Regions from separate parts of the Homo sapiens genome. Here region 2 is linked to region 1. The links are chromatin loops, found by intact Hi-C in ENCODE. Cell type or tissue: endothelial cell of umbilical vein. All regions are shown on one strand. Links, peaks and the distances in the headings refer to the core of each region. The heading gives the core; the rest is flanking DNA.

The links. A loop is a pair of places that touch in the nucleus more often than their neighbours do. Peaks named below come from ENCODE experiments on the same cell type or tissue, not always from the same donor. Only the 100,000 strongest peaks of a DNase experiment are listed, where the experiment ranks them.
Region 2: it touches region 1 in a loop (5-fold over the local background); 2 of 110 quality-filtered maps call a loop at or near these places.

Annotation. Positions count from the first base shown.
Region 1 is chr4:52,586,826-52,589,731 of GRCh38, reverse strand. No RefSeq gene overlaps it. Among named protein-coding and RNA genes, the nearest start is that of USP46, 71 kb to the left of the region's middle. In endothelial cell of umbilical vein, for the core only: a CTCF peak has its summit at 1,458 (motif pointing left); DNase peaks (open chromatin) are centred at 821 and 1,441; H3K27ac peaks cover 1,302 bases.
Region 2 is chr4:52,860,507-52,863,412 of GRCh38, reverse strand. RASL11B (RAS like family 11 member B) reads right to left here and starts at 1,096. Exons shown (of 4, transcript NM_023940.3): 1 at 764-1,096; 2 at 89-145. The coding sequence starts at 905. It overlaps LOC124900700 (a long non-coding RNA gene), which reads left to right and starts at 1,208. Exons shown (of 2, transcript XR_007058115.1): 1 at 1,208-1,329; 2 at 1,682-2,264. RefSeq lists silencers at 777-1,071, 1,043-1,532. In endothelial cell of umbilical vein, for the core only: no CTCF peak of the experiment used is centred there; a DNase peak (open chromatin) is centred at 1,172; H3K4me3 peaks cover 1,471 bases; H3K27me3 peaks cover 983 bases.

The sequences.
Region 1 (2,906 bases), core at 302-2,801:
AGTCAGATGTTGGACATAGTATTGGGGTAGGGTGCTGATGAGTGGTAGTTGGTGAAGGGGCCATTTTCCACACAAGTCCCCAAGGGAGACAGACCAATTGGCAAAACAATGGAAAGTATATAATCTTAGCTACTTAAATCATAAGTAGTTCTGGGATACTAGGCTCTACTGTTCTATTTATTCCCCACAACATTTCCTAACATTTCCTAGGCATGAAAGATGACGCTGAAGACATGAGAAAAACAAGCATCCCCTGACAGCCAGGGGCTAGCCTGAGACAGCCGCCCTCTGATGTTGTCAGGAGGCATCCTGGCGTTCATCACTGGGCTGTGGTGTTTCTTGTTCCACGTAAATCGCACAGAACACCACCCTCAGACAAGGTCATGCCGTGACTGTGATGAAGTTAGACAAAAAACAAGACCACTTAATAATTATCCCAGCATAGACAAACACAAGGTCACTATGTAAACCACGAAATCACAAACTCTTCATCCGAGTGCCTGCTGCCCTTCACCAGTTCCCATTTTAGCTTTGCTCTCATCTGTGCTACATGAGATTTACTACCATCTCAATCAGATAATCTCCCCCACTTCCTGACAACACCCAATCCAAAGCACACCCCTATTCGTGGAACACTCCCACGAATGACCTAAGCAAGGCCTCCATCCTCAAAGTTCTTCTGACAGCTGCTTACTGAGATGCCCCACAGTCCCCCAGTGTGTGGTCTCCCAATGCACTGAGCATTTGTTCAACCACAGTTGTTTTCCTAATGGTCTGGCTGGAAAGTGCTAGACTGAGAAGTCATTTCCTGAGGTCTGCTGTTCTCATGAGGGCAAGGGGGAAAGGAGCGTCATACACACAAACAGGATGGCTACTGGTGTGCTGGCACCTCATTGATCTGCAGCAACTCGTCCTGCCCACGGGGTTGGTGGTTTTGGCCCAGACACCAAAGAAGGCTTCTTACAAGTAACTGGAGAAATCTAGACTTCAGTTTTTCCTAACCTGTAAAACAAGGTCAAAGCAGTTTTGTAATAAATAGAAATGCTGGAAAGCATGTAGTGTGATGGTGGGCATGCCCTGGTACAACTGACATGCTTTGCTCATTGTTCATAGTTCCTGGCACCTCCACACCTCCCCTTAGAGTCCCTCAGGCTCAGGTTTGTCTGTGTCTCGAGCCCTTGCTTTCCTGAGGGATCAGAACCCCTATTTGAGGCAGGGCCTTAAACCGAGGAGATGCGGACTGAGCTCCCTCTGTATGGAGGGTTCAATCAATTTCAGGAATTCCAATTTGCTCCAGCAGAGAAGGTCCAAGTTCTGTCTGGATCCTGTTATGTGTGCTGAAGAGCTTTCCAGAGTCATAGGGCTGGGGTGGGGAGGGGTCATCCTGGTGTGGACAGGGCATGTGGCAGTAGAGACGACTGAAGATGCAGGGACAGGGTCCAGTGCCCTCTAGTGGGAAGGGCCCCCCAGACACCTCCTGATTGTCCTCAAAAGAGCTGCTGCACAAGTCTTGCTCTTACTTTGTTTGCATTACTTGTCTATGTGTTTTGTTTTTTTTTTAAAAAAACACTCCCAAATGTGACAACAGTGATCTTGAATCCAAACCAAGGCTGAAATTAAACAAGCCCTTACCTTTCTGCAAGACGGGGCAATGGAACAAGAGATCATGAAAAGAGAGAAGAAGACGGGCTCCATGAAGACAGTGTCCTGTCCCTCTCTGAAGCTGGTGCCTAGAAAGGGTTGTCGAGTTAAAACAAATGCGTGACAAGGGGGTGTGGGGCTAACATGGAGAAATCTAAGAAGAAGAGAGGTGATTCTTACTCCTATTTAGCTTTTTAATGTTACAAAGCAGGAAAGGAAGGGTCAACCTAAAATAAAGGAGTCAGGATCCAATTAAAAGAGTTTAAGTGCAAAGATTGAGGGTAGCTGTCCAGGCACACCCGGATACCAGAGAATGATTATTAGTGCTCTCGGTGTGGGGATAAGTGAAGATTATTTATATAGGCAAAAACAGGTGTAGAACAGAATCACAACATTCTCCATACAAAGGCTAACACAGAGCTATAGGATTTGATTGGCTACTATTGATTACACTCCAAAGGATTACTTAACATCCAATTGTAAAGAGGTGAAAATCATGAGGGTCTCCATCTCATTTAGCTTAGGTTTGCATAAAGATTAGGGAGTCTCGTTAATGTATAACATCTCAACACAAAGGTCAAGAAGCAACGGTCATTCACCAGAGAAGAAAAACAACTGTGACTCAGTTTCCAGGGCTTAACTTTTGCCCTTGGCATAATAAATAGGGAAGGTCCTGAAATTTTCTTTTCACGGAAGAACAAAGAAGAAGAAGAAAGGAAAGAAAATGGAATATTTGAGAAATCGATGTAAGGGTTTAAATAAAAGATCTGAAAGCCACTTTCTGATTTTCGGAGGTACAAGAAAAGAACCTCATGGCAAGCCAACTAAAGTGGCAAAGCATAATTTTAATCCTTATAGTCCTCCCCTACCTGAGAACAAATATCCTATTTTATTTCTGCTATTCAAGTTTTGGTTACAATTTTTTGTAAGTTTTGATTTTTGTAGGCAAAAACTGTGAGACCTCTCAAAAGTGATATGGGATAGGAACTCATTTACTGTTTTAGAATTTCTGGAAAATAGTTTTGCATTTTGAAGCTTTCCTGCTTTAATTTTGCTAGAGGCATTTATTTGTAATTATGTCAGCTGATCCCAGACTATAAGCTACATAATAGAACTTTAATTACATTAGGTACAGGATTTTTTTCTCTTCTCCATTTACATATATGGAGGAATGAAGTATTGGACAGAAAGTCGGCTGGGCATGGTGGCTCACGCTTGTAATCCCAGGACTTTGGGAGGCCAAGGCAGGCAGATCGCTTAAGCCC
Region 2 (2,906 bases), core at 168-2,667, 270 kb before region 1:
TGAAAGAACCTCCCTGGGAAGCGCTGGAAAATGGGAACCGCAGTCCTCCTGCAATGGGACAGAATTTTTCTCAAATGCATTGTCTCACCTGCATTTCTTTCATAGTCACCGATGAATCGTTTGGTGAGGAACCGGACCACCAGTGCTGCACGTCAGAAAAAAGAACGTCAAAGTGTTAACCTTGGAAGTTAGATTGTTCTCCACCCCACCCCCTGCCTGGAAAACAGTTCTCCCAAAGAAAGCCATAGATGGCCACCAAGTGAAATTCCTACCCTGTAGCTCCTTGACCCTTCTTTCCAGACAAAAAGGAGGGGGCTAGAAGGCATCGTGAATTATGGCTCTGTGCAGCTGGAAGGCTCACTGGGCCCACCCCCTCCTCTGAGCCCGGCTGAGCCACACCTAAGCCTTCCAGTAGACCCATGTCTTCCTAACCTTCAAGACCTCCCAGGGGGGCTAGCTTCACTAACTCCCCTTTCTGTGCCAGGCATTGCCAGAGGCTCAAACACCCCAAAGTTCTGATGGCGGCGGTGCCGGTGGTCCCCAGAAAGCTGCCTGGCCATTCTTGATCCTTGTTTCCCCCGTCTGTGGAAGCAGGCGGGTGGCGTAGACAACGGCTAAGCCCACTCCCAAGGGGCAGCGGCTCCCTGCGCGGGGACGGAGAGCGGTCGGGCTGCAGCTCCCACCGCTCCCCACGCCTTGTTCAGCCTCAACTCCCGTCAGGGGTCGTCCAAGACCAGACCCAGGGCTAAGCGCGACGACTCACCGGTCTTGCCCACGCCGCTGGCGCCCACCACGGCGATCTTGACCAGGCGGCGGCCGGCGGCGCCCACACAGCAGTCGGAGGCCGCGGCGTTGCCCGGCGCGGGGTACTCGGCGATGGTGCACATGTTCTGAATGAGGCGCATCGCCTCGGCTGCGGCGCACCGCGCGGGAAGGGACTGAGGGACTGGAGAATGCTAGCGCTGCGCGGGAGCGGGCGGGAGGACCCGACTGCGGGGCTCCGCGGTAAGAAATAACAACAATAAATAAGTGCAGGTACGGGCGGGGTGGGGCCGAGCGCCGAGGTTCCGCAGGGCTCAGGCTCCAGACCCAGACTGCACTCGCGCGGCGCGCCGGCTGTTTTCTCCGCGGCCGGCCCCGCCCCCTCTCCCCACAGCCAATCCCGGGGCGCCCTACACGAGGCCCCGCCCCCGGCGCCGCTCCGCGCGCGCGACGCCCCCGGAGGCGCCTGGAGTCAGTGCGGAGCCCCGTGAGGCGCGGGGAGAAGAGGCAGCGGGCGGAGGGGAGCAGCGGGTGGTCCGAGGCGGCGCAGCCCAGGGTGGGCGCCTGGTAGGTCCTGCCGCGCGAGCATGGGGCAGCTGCTGTGGCTGCGGGGCCAGGAAGAGAGCGCAGCCTCCACAGAGCCATTCCGGACCGCTGCCTCCGCCGGCTCCACAGCCCACGCGCGCACTCGCTGCAGCCCCAACCTAGGGCGTCTGCTCTGGGCGGGCCGGGAGCGGTGTTTGCTCCCCGGCTTAGTGCCGCCCGCCCTGATTTGGAGCGATTGCACTGGCTTGGGTACATCCCAGCTCATAGATTCAGCTACAGTTGGCAATCATCCGCAAAGACTCCAGCCTAAGACCTTTAGACCCCCGTAAAATGTGACATTTGAAGCAAAAATATCATCCACGTTTTATCCTAGACCCACGTTCTCTGGCTCTTGTCGACGGCGCAAGCTAACGCAAACACACATGGTCGGACGCATGCACAGCACGCCTAGAAGCGGATCAAGAAGTAATTATAGAACAAGCTTTCCAGCGCCTCACTCAGTCACACCTCCTTCAAGAGCTGTGAAATGGAAAGAAAACAGTTACTCCAGCTGCGACGTCTGAAGGGGCCCCGCACTTCGTCCCTGGTCATAAGACACCGCAAGAGTTTAGTTAAGTGGCTTGATACCAAGGAAGAGGTGGGCCCTGCACTCCTAAAATCCCAAGCTCCGGCCCCTTACAGTCTCATCTGAGAAACACATCTTCAACGGCAGGCCAAATTCCTCCTGCGAGCAACATTCTGTAGCTGCAGCTGATGGCAAGATGTCACCAGCGGCTGATGGCAAAATGTCACCAGAGTCGCGGGTTAACCACCCCATCCGCTATCCAAGGCCCTCTCCCCGCTACCCTTTCAACCTTGTCCCAGAGGCTTTTATGTTGGGGTATGGCAACAAACTCTGTGGCTTTGTGTACCCACCCACATTAAAGGCTAAAATGTGAAATAAACCAGTGCCCTTATCCGCACATGTCAGTCATCTAATTTGACCCCCTCTTCCAGCCAGAACTTAATTGACCAGGTATTTGACAGAATTTTATGATCCTCAGCCAGTTCAGACTCTGAGATGAACCTCTTGTCTACAGAGGTTTAGGTGTTTGCAGGAATGCAAGGAGAAATAGAAAGGTAATCTCAAGGTAGCAAGTTTTCTAGGATGGGCCACGTAATTAGAAAGACACACAACCTTACAATAAACATAATAAAAGGCTGACTTCTAGGGAGATCACTAGAACGAAACAGCCATTTGAGTCAGAAAGAAAAAGCATTTCCAATATGCACCATGTCTTTCTGCATGGTTTAAATCAGACTTGAATGTCACTTCTATAAAATCAAACTTTGCAAGACTGTAATTACAGGTAACCATGTACTTTTAAAATCTTTCCCCTCCAAAAAGCCTGCTATTCTATCATGCTTACATGGTAAAATAATGATGTAGGCTAAAGTACTAGTTTAACATACACACACACACACACACACACACACACACACAGAGACATGACAAAAGCTGTCAAGGGGAATTTTGCTTTGAATCATTTAGTTTCTTGGGCTTGATTTTCATTACCATAAGCCCATACAAAACCCGTGATTTTTCTGTCTGCAACGCA